Regions from separate parts of the Homo sapiens genome. Here region 2 is linked to region 1. A link is a loop called in an ENCODE intact Hi-C map of the cell type or tissue named here. Cell type or tissue: right lobe of liver. All regions are shown on one strand. Links, peaks and the distances in the headings refer to the core of each region. The heading gives the core; the rest is flanking DNA. Region 1 overlaps PCNX3 (pecanex 3). Region 2 overlaps LOC124902693.

Region 1 (5,368 bases), core at 85-5,084:
CAGCTGGGGATGGATGAATCCCGGGAGTAATGGCACCCTGAGCTCTCAGCCCTCAATGTCCAGAGCAGGCAAAGATTGGGAAGGAGAGAGCAATACAATGGTCGCTGGAGCAGGTGCTGCCGGGCCGCGTCGTCGCAAAGTTATAGGTGTTCACATCTTCAGAGGACAAGGGTCTGGCATGGGCACAGTCCCAGAGCTGGGCCTTTAGGGCAAGATCCATCTTCCCCACTGCCCCACTGGAAGGTGAGGCAAGACGGGCACGCCCTGACTAGGCTGTCCCTGCAGGACGCGGGGAGTGCTGGAGAACATCTTCGGCGTGGGCCTGAGCAGCCTTGTGGCCTTCCTGGGCTACCTGCTGCTGCTCAAGGGCTTCTTCACTGACATCTGGGTCTTCCAGTTCTGCCTGGTCATCGCCTCCTGCCAGTACTCCTTGCTGAAGGTCAGGCCGGGCTCTCTGTGTTTCCTTCCCCACCCGACTTTTCCCAAGATTGCCCTTCCCACAACTCCAGTTTTAAGGAGTATAAGCTGAAAGGTAGATAATTTGTCTAAGGTTCCCTAGAGCTGGCCAGCTCTTTTACAAGCAAGAAAACTGAGGCTCAGGACAGTTCGGGGGCCTGACCTGGTCACTCATAACTGCCTAGTGGTGGAGCTGAACAGGTCTGGGGCCTCTGACCATCCCGTGGGCATCGGCTCTAGTTGCCAACGTAGCCCTGTCTCTTCCAGAGCGTGCAGCCTGATGCGGCGTCCCCCATGCACGTGAGTACCCATGGAGCAGCGCCTCTGGCCAGGAGGCCCCGGGAGGGGCTGAGACCAGGTGGGGAGGAGGGTAGGGTATGGAGGGCTGGGGCTCCCTCACCACCCCCATCACCCCCACCTGGCCAGGCTCTCCAGCTTGGACCCAGGGCCAGGCCTGGGGCCCTTGAGTGTGTGCATGTGTCAGAGGTGTGGCCAGTCGGGGAGACCCAGCTCCTCATGGGCTGACCCCTCAGGGCCACAACTGGGTGATCGCGTACAGCCGTCCTGTCTACTTCTGCATCTGCTGTCTGCTCATCTGGCTGCTGGACGCCCTGGGCTCAGCTCAGCCCTTCCCACCTGTCTCCCTCTACGGCCTCACGCTCTTCTCTGCCTCCTTCTTCTTCTGTGCCCGAGACGTGGCCACTGGTGAGGCTGGGGCAGGGATGAGGTGGCCCAGGAGAGTGAGTCCCCGAGGGTGGGCCGCGGAAAGCCAGCAGGCTGACCAGGCCTTCGTGTCCCCTCCCTGCCAGTGTTCACCCTGTGCTTCCCCTTCGTCTTCCTCCTGGGCCTCCTGCCCCAGGTCAACACCTGCCTCATGTACCTGCTGGAGCAAATAGATATGCACGGCTTCGGGGGCACAGGTATGATGCCCACAGGTGGCTCAGGGATGGGGCCCGTGTGGAGGCCCAGGAGGGCCCTCGGATTGGGTCCTTGGCTCCACCCTTGCGGAACCTTCTCCTGCGTCTGTACTGCAGACTCAAGGTTTCTGCCTTCTCCCCTCTCCTTCCCTCCCCAGGCAAGTGGTTTATATCTGAGAATCTTGGAAGCTCTAAAGGCCGCTTGGGGCTTGGGGCAGCAGAGAACAATGGGCTGGGGGTGCCTTTCCAGGGAGGCCAGCCTCTGGGAGTTGAGGGGAAGCGCGGCTAGGGTTGAGGTGGGGTACCTGCAAGTGAGAGCTGGGCTGTACTTCTCCCTTCCACACAGCTGCCACCAGCCCGCTCACGGCAGTCTTCAGCCTCTCCCGCAGCCTGCTGGCTGCTGCCCTGCTCTACGGTTTCTGCCTTGGGGCCATCAAGGTAGGGGTGGCTTGCGAGGTGGGGGCATGCTGCAGTGCGTAAGGGTGGTTGGGGCGGGGCTGTGAACTGGGCTCAGCAGTGGCTTCTCACACGGGGGCAGCCCGGGCCCCATGCTTACCTCACCTCCCCTGACCAGCATGGATTCTCTCCGCAGACTCCGTGGCCAGAGCAGCACGTCCCTGTCCTCTTCTCAGTCTTCTGTGGCCTCCTGGTGGCACTGTCCTACCACCTGAGCCGGCAGAGCAGCGACCCCACCGTGCTCTGGTGGGTGTGCTCCGGGTCGTGTGTTTGTGTCTGCCCAGTAGGGGTTTGTGGTCTGTGCATGTGCCCGTGACTGGGGCCGGGGGGAAGGAGGGGCGGCCTCCTCCTGACTCTTCCTCACCCCCAGGTCTCTGATCCGGAGCAAGCTGTTCCCTGAGCTGGAGGAGCGCAGCTTGGAGACAGCCCGGGCCGAGCCCCCGGACCCCTTGCCGGACAAGATGCGCCAGTCGGTGGTGAGGGGGCGGGGGGTGGGGGTCTGTGGGGAGGTGGTGACAGGTCCTGGGGTTCCTGGGAGGGGCATGTCCAGCTTGGGCTGCTGGGCAGCTGAGTGTCTCTCCTGGCCGGGCAGCTGAATGTCTCTCCTGGCCCTGCAGCGTGAGGTCTTGCACTCCGACCTGGTGATGTGTGTGGTGATCGCCGTGCTCACCTTCGCCATCAGCGCCAGCACCGTCTTTATTGCCCTGAAGGTTTGTGTGGCATGGGCCGCTGCTGCCTCTCGCTGTCTTGGCGGGAGCCTGCTCAATCTGAGTGCCGTGGGCAGCCCCTCCCCGGCCTGTGCCAGGTGGCCCTCTGTGGTCCCTTGGCCTGCTCCCATCAGCTGAGTCTCTGGCCTCTCCCTCCTGCAGTCGGTGCTGGGTTTCGTGTTGTACGCACTGGCTGGGGCCGTGGGCTTCTTCACACATTACCTGCTGCCACAACTCCGCAAACAGCTGCCCTGGTTCTGCCTGTCACAGCCCGTGCTGAAGCCGCTGGAGTACAGCCAGTATGAAGTGCGCGGTGAGTGCCCACCCCTGATGGCCAGGCCTGGGCAGTGGCTCGGGCTGCAGCCTGGCTGGTGGGAGCTGTGGTCCTCTCGGCTCAGGAGTGCCAGCAGGGGGCACTCGCTGCCCACACTACCCTTTCTGCTCCCTCCCTGCCCTCTGTGTCCGTGTTGCCCGGCTGCGCTCTCCACCGACTCTTCTCCTCGTGCCCTGCTGTGCCCTTCCCTTGCCTGTGTTGCCCTGGTCCTGCCCTCCTTCCTGTCTGTGAGAAGACGGAAGAATTAGAACCCCAGGGCCCTGAAGGGATCTCTTGTCCAGAATTAAACACTGATCACCAGTGGACCAGAGCTGCCTGGAGCACATCTTCACTGGGCTGCATAATGGTTTTTAAAAAATCCTGGAGCCTCTATTTTAGCATCTCGATTTGAGATATGAAGATCCATGTTTCTTGAGTTTTTCTTAAACGACAGAAGATTTTGCTTCCCAGACTAGCATCCCTCTGTGGCTACAACCAGCCTGAACCGAGGGGTCTGCCCTTTAGAAGGGCCCAGCTCACGGGCTCACTGTGCACTCAGGCCCTAGCCAGCCTGCTGTACGTAGGTGTTTGCGATTTCATCATTGGCCTTGTTTTAACAGACAGCAGAGCAGAGCACCTGCCATAAAGCAAGCCTCGATGTGCTAAGTGCCATGTGGAGCCCTTGCCCTGCTGGGGCTCGCTGCTCCCATTTGAGCTGCCACAGATCAGCCCCTCCCCCCAGGGTCTCCGAGGAGTCAGGACCGCACAGCCTGCCCTCCTAGGGAAGGACTTCCTCAGGGAAGGCAGGCATGTGGAAGCCAGGTGCAGAGTCCTGGCCTCTCCACACAGGTGCCGCCCAGGTGATGTGGTTTGAGAAGCTGTATGCTGGCCTGCAGTGCGTAGAGAAGTACCTCATCTACCCCGCCGTGGTGCTCAACGCCCTCACGGTGGACGCCCACACAGTCGTCAGCCACCCGGACAAGTACTGCTTCTAGTGAGGACCACCCCACCCTCAACGATCCCATCATCCGCTTTCCCTTTTGATCCGTGGGGAAACTGAGGCCTAGAGAGGGAATGAATCATGTCTAAGGTTGTTTAGCAAGCTAAAGCAGGACCCCAGCTCCTGACACGCCATCCCAGGAAGTGGTTGCTTCTTCAAAGGCAAATGTGTTCCCACCACTCCCTTTGGAAGAGCAGAGACTAAGAGTCACGGGCCCAAAAGAGCAGGGACCAGCCCAGCAGAGCAGAGGCCAGGGGTTGCTCTCCGGCCAGAGTAGGCGAGGGATGGGACACCTATACCCACTGCCCCGGTCCCCTACCAAGCACCCGATGCCTGCCCCTTGCCCACAGCTGCCGGGCGCTGCTGATGACCGTGGCTGGGCTGAAGCTGCTGCGCTCAGCCTTCTGCTGCCCCCCACAGCAGTACCTGACGTTGGCCTTCACCGTCCTGCTCTTCCACTTTGACTACCCGCGCCTCTCCCAGGGCTTTCTGCTTGACTACTTCCTCATGTCCCTGCTTTGCAGCAAGGTGAGTTGGTGGCTGTGGCCCAGACCCCAGGCTGTCCAATGGGAGCAGAGCCAACTTCTGCCTGGGTGGGAAGAGAATTTCCTGAGGGCCTGTGGCCACCGCTCTGTATCAGCCCCGTGGGCCTTTGCAGCAGCCTCTCAAGGAAGGGGTTACTTCCACCCTCTACAGAGAGGAAGCAGGCTGAAGGAGGTTGAGGGACTTGCCTCAGGCTTCCAGAGAATTGGTGGTCAGCCAGGATTTGAACCCAGGCCTGTCTGACCCCACGACCACCTCCTCAGAAATGGTTAGGGTAATCAGGACCTGGCCTTATCCTCTGGACGCAGACCTCTGAGTTCCACGCTCTTTTGCCACCCTGGATCCAGAGCAGTCCGAGCTGAGTTTCAGAAGCCCCTAGTGCCTGGGTGTGTATAGGTGCTCTGCCGGCTGTGGCATTGCCACGGCTTGGGGGGCTCTTTGAACTAAGGAACCATGCTCCTACACTCTACTGGAGGCCAGCAGTGGTACCTGGAACCCCAGGCAGGCCTGAGCCTTTTTCTTCCTCACGTGGGCATTCTGTTCTTGTTTTCTGGCCTGGCCCAGGATGGCGGTCATCCACACTGCGTACCCTCTGAGGGCAGGGCCTGTGGCTGTTCTCAATTTTCAGTACTATAGTCTAGCTTCAGCCTCACCAGTGACCTAGTGGCGTGACCTGAGGAAGTCATTTATCTTCTCTGTCTTCACTGAACCTCAACTTTCCCATCTGTGAAAAGGGGCCAGCAATAGGAATAAGAAGCTCACAGGGTACTTGTGTGAACTAAATGGCCACCGCCCCCTTTGAGCTCAGGCAGGGGTTGCTAATGGCATCAGGCGCCTTGAGCCATGTCCAGAGCACAAGGGCTGGCAGTGACCTTGAGTTTGGCCCCCGTGGGCCAAGCCAGTGCGATGACCCAAGCCTCTGAATGGGGCCTGGCATCCGGGGGCTTCCATGAGTGACCCTGCATGTCTTTTTTCT
Region 2 (5,368 bases), core at 137-5,136, 200 kb after region 1:
GGGAGCGATGGCAACACTATCTACCCTTGCACACCTCAGAGGGTGACCAGGAGCAAATGAAGGAAGCACCGCTCTTTCTTCCTGGGCCGGCCTCGCTGCTTAGGCCCCAGCAAAATCCAGGTCGCCTCCCCGAGGTCATCTTTGTCCCCCGTGTCTGAACTGGGAGCACAGTTATAAAACCAGTCATGTTGTTCTGAGAGTGGCGTCTCTCTTCCAGTAGCTTCGATAACTCCACAAATGTATTTAACATAATTTTCAAAACATTTTTTCTTATAAGCATGTATCATAATTTAGTTTTCCGGCAATTATCCATTCACTGTCTAAATCCCCCACCACACTGTGAGTCCTGGGGATGCAGGGACCTCCCTGTCACTGTCATTGTTGTGTCTCCAGAATCTGCCTAGCACAGTGCCTCCCACACAGTAGGTGCTCAATAAATTGCTGTTGGAAAAATACATGGATGAAGCCTAGGAGCTGGAGGCTAGGCAGAAACAGAAAGGACAAAGTCAGATACGGGGGGAAATCCTATTTCCAGAATGGTATCTCAAGTGACTATTAAAAATGCGGCGCCGGGCGCGGTGGCTCACGCCTGTAATCCCAGCACTTTGGGAAGCCGAGGCGGGCGGATCACGAGGTCAGGAGATCGAGACCATCCTGGCTAACATGGTGAAACCCCGTCTCTACTAAAAATACAAAAAAAATTAGCCGGGCGTGGTGGCGGGCGCCTGTAGTCCCAGCTACTCGGGAGGCTGACTGCAGGAGAATGGTGTGAACCTGGGAGGCGGAGCTTGCAGTGAGCCGAGATCGCGCCCCTGGACTCCAGCCTGGGCTACAGAGCGAGACTCCGTCTCAAAAAAAATAAAAATATAAATATAAATAAATAAATAAATAAATAAATAAATAAATAAATAAATAAAAATTAAAATGAGGCCAAAGGCCGGGTGCAGTGGCTCATTCCTGTAATCCTAGCACTTTGGGAGGCCGAGGTAGGTGAATCACTTGAGGCCAGGAGTTCCAGACCAGTGGGGCCAACATGGTAAAACCCTGTCTCTACTAAAAATAGAAAAAAATTAACTGGGCGTGGTGGTGTGCACCTGTAATCCCAGCTACTGAGGAGACTGAGGCATAAGACTCTCTTAACCCTGGGAGGCAGAGGTTGCAGTGAGCCGAGATTGCACCACTGTCCTACCTGGTGACAGAGTGAGACTCTGTGTCAAAAAATAAAAATAAAAAAGGCCAGGCACAGTGACTCACGCCTGTAATACCAGCACTGGAGGAAGCCAAGGTAGGAGGATCACTTAGGCCCAGGAGTTCAAGACCAGCCTGGGCAACAAGATGAAACCACGGCTCTGCAAAAAATACAAAAATTAGCCAGGCACTGTGGCGTATGTCTATAGTTTCAGCTATTTGGGAGGCTGAGGTGGGAGGATTGCTTGAGCCCAGCAGGTGGAAGCCGCAGGGAACCATGATCACACCACCGCATTCCAGCCTGAGCAACAGAGTGAGATCCTGTCTCTAAATAATAATAATAATTAATAAAATAAAATAAAATAAAAATGAAAGGCCAGGCACAGTGGTGAGTGCCTATAATCCCAGCTACTCAGGAGACTGAGGTTGGAGGATCACTTGAGCCCAGGTGTTCTAATCCAGCTTGGGCAATGTAGGGAGACACCATCTCTATTTTAAAAAGAAAAGAAAGAAAAGGTGGGGATGATGAAAAAGGTTTTTAAATAGAAAGCGGTGGTGGTTGCACAACATTGTGAATGCACCAAATGCCACTGAATTGTAGGCTATAAAATGATTAATTATATGTTATATGCATTTCACCTCAATAAAAAAAATGAAAGGGCAGAATTGTAATATAATCATTATGATCATTCCTGCTTTAGACACTGCAAATACTTGATGAAGTCAACATAAAGAGAATAACTTTTATAGAGTGTTCTACAGTTGACATAAATGTTTTCATATAAATGATTTCATTTGTCCCTCCCAACAAGCCCATTAATTTGCAGACGAGGAAAACAGGATTGCAGATCAGTGGCTTCCTTCCAACAGGTAGGGCACACTCCCCCTCGGGGGCTCTGCCCTTGAGGCTCCCCGCTATGAAAAGACTTCCTCCAAACCACAGCTTCCCCCTCCCCTCTTGCTGGGCTCTGCTTCAAGGGTCACCAGAAGGGCCTTCCTCAAAGAGCGGCCCTCCTCCCCATCGTCATTCTCTCTCCCTTACCCTGCTTGAGTTTTTCTTTAAAATTCTTAGGACATATTATATTGACATTATTTCTTTTTGTCTCCTTCCACAACAATGTAAGCACCAAGAGAACAGTGCTATTTGTCAGTTTTGTTCTCTGTTATAATCCTGACATCTGGAATGGTACCTGACAAATAATAGGTGCTTAATAAATATTGTTAAATGAATGCATTTGTTAAAGGAATAATAACTTTACCATGAACTTGGCCAGATCTTTTGAGGATCCAAGGCTTTTTAGGTCACACCACAAAAACAAAATTACAATATGATGGAGATAAAATACCAGTTGTGAGAGGCCTGTAACAAAGCGCTACCCAGTTCACTGATTATTACCTGCGTGTGCTCCACTTATCCCCCAGGGAGGCACCTGTCTGTTGTATCCCTGGCTCCCAGCATGGTGCTGGACACCTAGTATTAGGCACTGATCTGCATCAGTAAGAAACAATGGATTCTGAGCAACACAAACAAGAACAGAACTGGCTACAGTGCACATCCCGGTCCCACCCTAAGTGTGCATATGGCAGGGAACGGGGAGTCTCTGAGGACCAGAGGAAGGAGGACACGCAGGACAGGGGCCAGAGTCCAGGGAGCAGCAGAGCATGGCCTTCTGAGCCCCACGTGATTTGTGTAGAAATAGCTCCCGAGACCAAGCTGATCTGCCATGTAAACCTCGCACGATTACTTCCTGTTCCCAGGGGAGAACTTGCAGGGCTAGCCTCTCGTGAGTGGGGTCAGCATGGTCTGACAGGATGGATGACCCCTGTGCTATGGACAGTGAGCCTCTGAGGGGCAGGGGCCACTCCATAATACTGTCCAGTGGCCTCTGAGAAATTCCTGGCCAGCACTGGCCGCCTTCCTCCAGTTCCTGAGCCAGGCAGCCAGGTGTGATGGAAAGTTGTCAGGTGTAACTCAAAGAACATAGATTAAGAGTCTAGAGGCCGAGCGCAGTGGCTCACACCTGTAACCCCAGCACTTTGGGAGGCCAAGGCAGGTGGATCACCTGAGGTCAGGAGTTTGAGACAAGCCTGGACAACATGGTGAAACCCCATCTCTACTAAAAATACAAAAATTAGCCGGGCATGGTGGCAGACACCTGTATTCCCAGCTACTTGGGAGGCTGAGGCAGGAGAATTGCTTGAACCCGGGAGGTGGAGGTTGCAGTGAGCTGAGATCAAGCCACTGCATTCCAGCCTGGGTGACAGAGCGAGACTCTGGCTAAAAAAAAAAAAAAAAAAAAAGCAAGAAAAGAAAAGAAAAAGAGTCGACTCCTGCACTTTGCTGGCAGCTCTGCTTCCTGCACCTGTTTGAACCTGTATCTCTAAGGGCAGTATACAGATTGCAAACAAAAACTCACACAAGCATGAAATGTGGTCATTTGCCCAACCTGACCATGGGCACGGAGAATTATTGTTATACTTTAAATGGAACATAATATTTAATACAGATAAATACCTGTTTGCCAGTGTGGACCTCACATTTGAACGTTATGGTACAGAAACATGTTTTCACCCTTTAATCATAAAAGTTTATTAAAATGTTCTTTTTTTTTTTGAGACCGAATTTCACTCTTGTCACCCAGGCTGGAGCACAAAGGTGCAATCTTGGCTCACTGCAACCTCCGCTTCCTGGGTTCAAGTGATTCTCCTGCCTTGGCCTCCTAAGTAGCTGGAATTACAGGCACCCGCCACCATGCCTGGCTAAGTTTTGTATTTTTAATAGAGATGGGGTTTCACCATGTTGGCCAGGCTGGTCTTGAAAAAATGTTCTGAAAGTGAAGTTTGTTTCTTTCCTTCTTTCCTTCCTTTCTTCCTTCCTTCCTTTTTTCCTTTTTTTTTTTTTCATGGTCTCGCTCTGTCACCCAGGCTGGAGCATAGTAGCACAATCTCGGCTCACTGCAACCTCCACCTCCCGGGCTCAAGTGATCCTCCCACACCAGCTTCCCGAGTAGCTGGGACTACAGGCGTGGTTCACCAGGACCCTCTAATTTTTGTATATTTTGCAGAGACGCGGTTTTGCCATTTACCTAGGCTGCTCTCAAACTCCTGGACTCGAGCAATCTGCACACCTCGGTGTCCTAAAGTGCTGGGATTATAGGTGTGAGCCACTGCACCCAGACTCTGAAACTGAATTTCTATAGAAAACTCCAAGCTTTGTAAACTGTGGTCCACACCCCCATAAACATGCACAGGTGCGCGCGTGTGCACACACACACACACACACACACAATCTTCCCCCACAGCTTCCTTATCATATGTCCAAAGTACGCAGCTCAAAATTCAAACAAATTATTTATTACAAAACAAATTTTAAAAAATCACAACGTGATTCGCATACTGGCAATAGGCTGTTACTTGCCATTTGCCAGGGTATGATTTGTATTTTGTTTTAATTTATGCTGGTTTCAGGAACTATGGCCATTTGCCTTTTTCCTGCACTACCCGTGCGCCTCCTGTGGGCACTCAGCATGGGGGGGCATGTAGTTTTTCTCACTTCCCGCAGCACGTTTTTATCTTATATTGCCTACAATTCAGAAAAGGTATTTAGCCATCAGTGGAGGCCTGGGCTTGGCGTGCATTCAATGCACAAACACAGCCTGGCTTCAAAGCCAAGCTGAGTGGCACACCTCGTGACAGAACAGCAGAAAGGCAGACCCAGGTGCCTGCGGAGGTGGCAGGGACCCCAGGCAGGCCAGTGGGGCCTGGCCAACAGGGGGGCACAGGCCCCAGCTGAAGGAAACAGAGAGAGGCAACTCCAGTTCCTATATGGGCCCAGTGTGGCCAGATCTTCTCATTTTCCAAGAAAAGCCAGAAACTCACTCTTTAATGTGAATCTCTGCATTTTAAAAAGGTACCAATTAATTCTAAACATGGTCTTAAAATATTCTTTGGGGCAAACATAACACATCTATGGCCGATGTGGCATCAGAGCCACCTAACTGTGAGCTCTCCGGAGCAGAAGATGGTTCCAGCAGGCTTCTGGCCCGAATCCGCCATTCATTCACTGCTGACTAGGGTGGTCGCTTCACCTCCCAATCACATGGCACTGAAGACCCAGCCAGCTGGTAGAGCTACCACATAGGTCCAAAACCTCCTCACACCACCACTTACTACCAACACA

Evidence for each region. A loop is a pair of places that touch in the nucleus more often than their neighbours do. Peaks named below come from ENCODE experiments on the same cell type or tissue, not always from the same donor. Only the 100,000 strongest peaks of a DNase experiment are listed, where the experiment ranks them.
Region 2: it touches region 1 in a loop (2.4-fold over the local background); 45 of 110 quality-filtered maps call a loop at or near these places.

The regions. Positions count from the first base shown.
Region 1 is chr11:65,623,206-65,628,573 of GRCh38, forward strand. PCNX3 (pecanex 3) reads left to right here. Exons shown (of 35, transcript NM_032223.4): 12 at 286-439; 13 at 724-756; 14 at 990-1,161; 15 at 1,266-1,376; 16 at 1,720-1,811; 17 at 1,966-2,075; 18 at 2,200-2,305; 19 at 2,447-2,539; 20 at 2,699-2,849; 21 at 3,699-3,843; 22 at 4,200-4,377. Among named protein-coding and RNA genes, the nearest start is that of PCNX3, 10 kb to the left of the region's middle. In right lobe of liver, for the core only: a CTCF peak has its summit at 2,936 (motif pointing right); a DNase peak (open chromatin) is centred at 2,956.
Region 2 is chr11:65,818,496-65,823,863 of GRCh38, forward strand. The region is part of intron 3 of LOC124902693; the gene reads right to left. Among named protein-coding and RNA genes, the nearest start is that of SNX32, 13 kb to the right of the region's middle. In right lobe of liver, for the core only: no CTCF peak of the experiment used is centred there; DNase peaks (open chromatin) are centred at 2,866 and 4,846.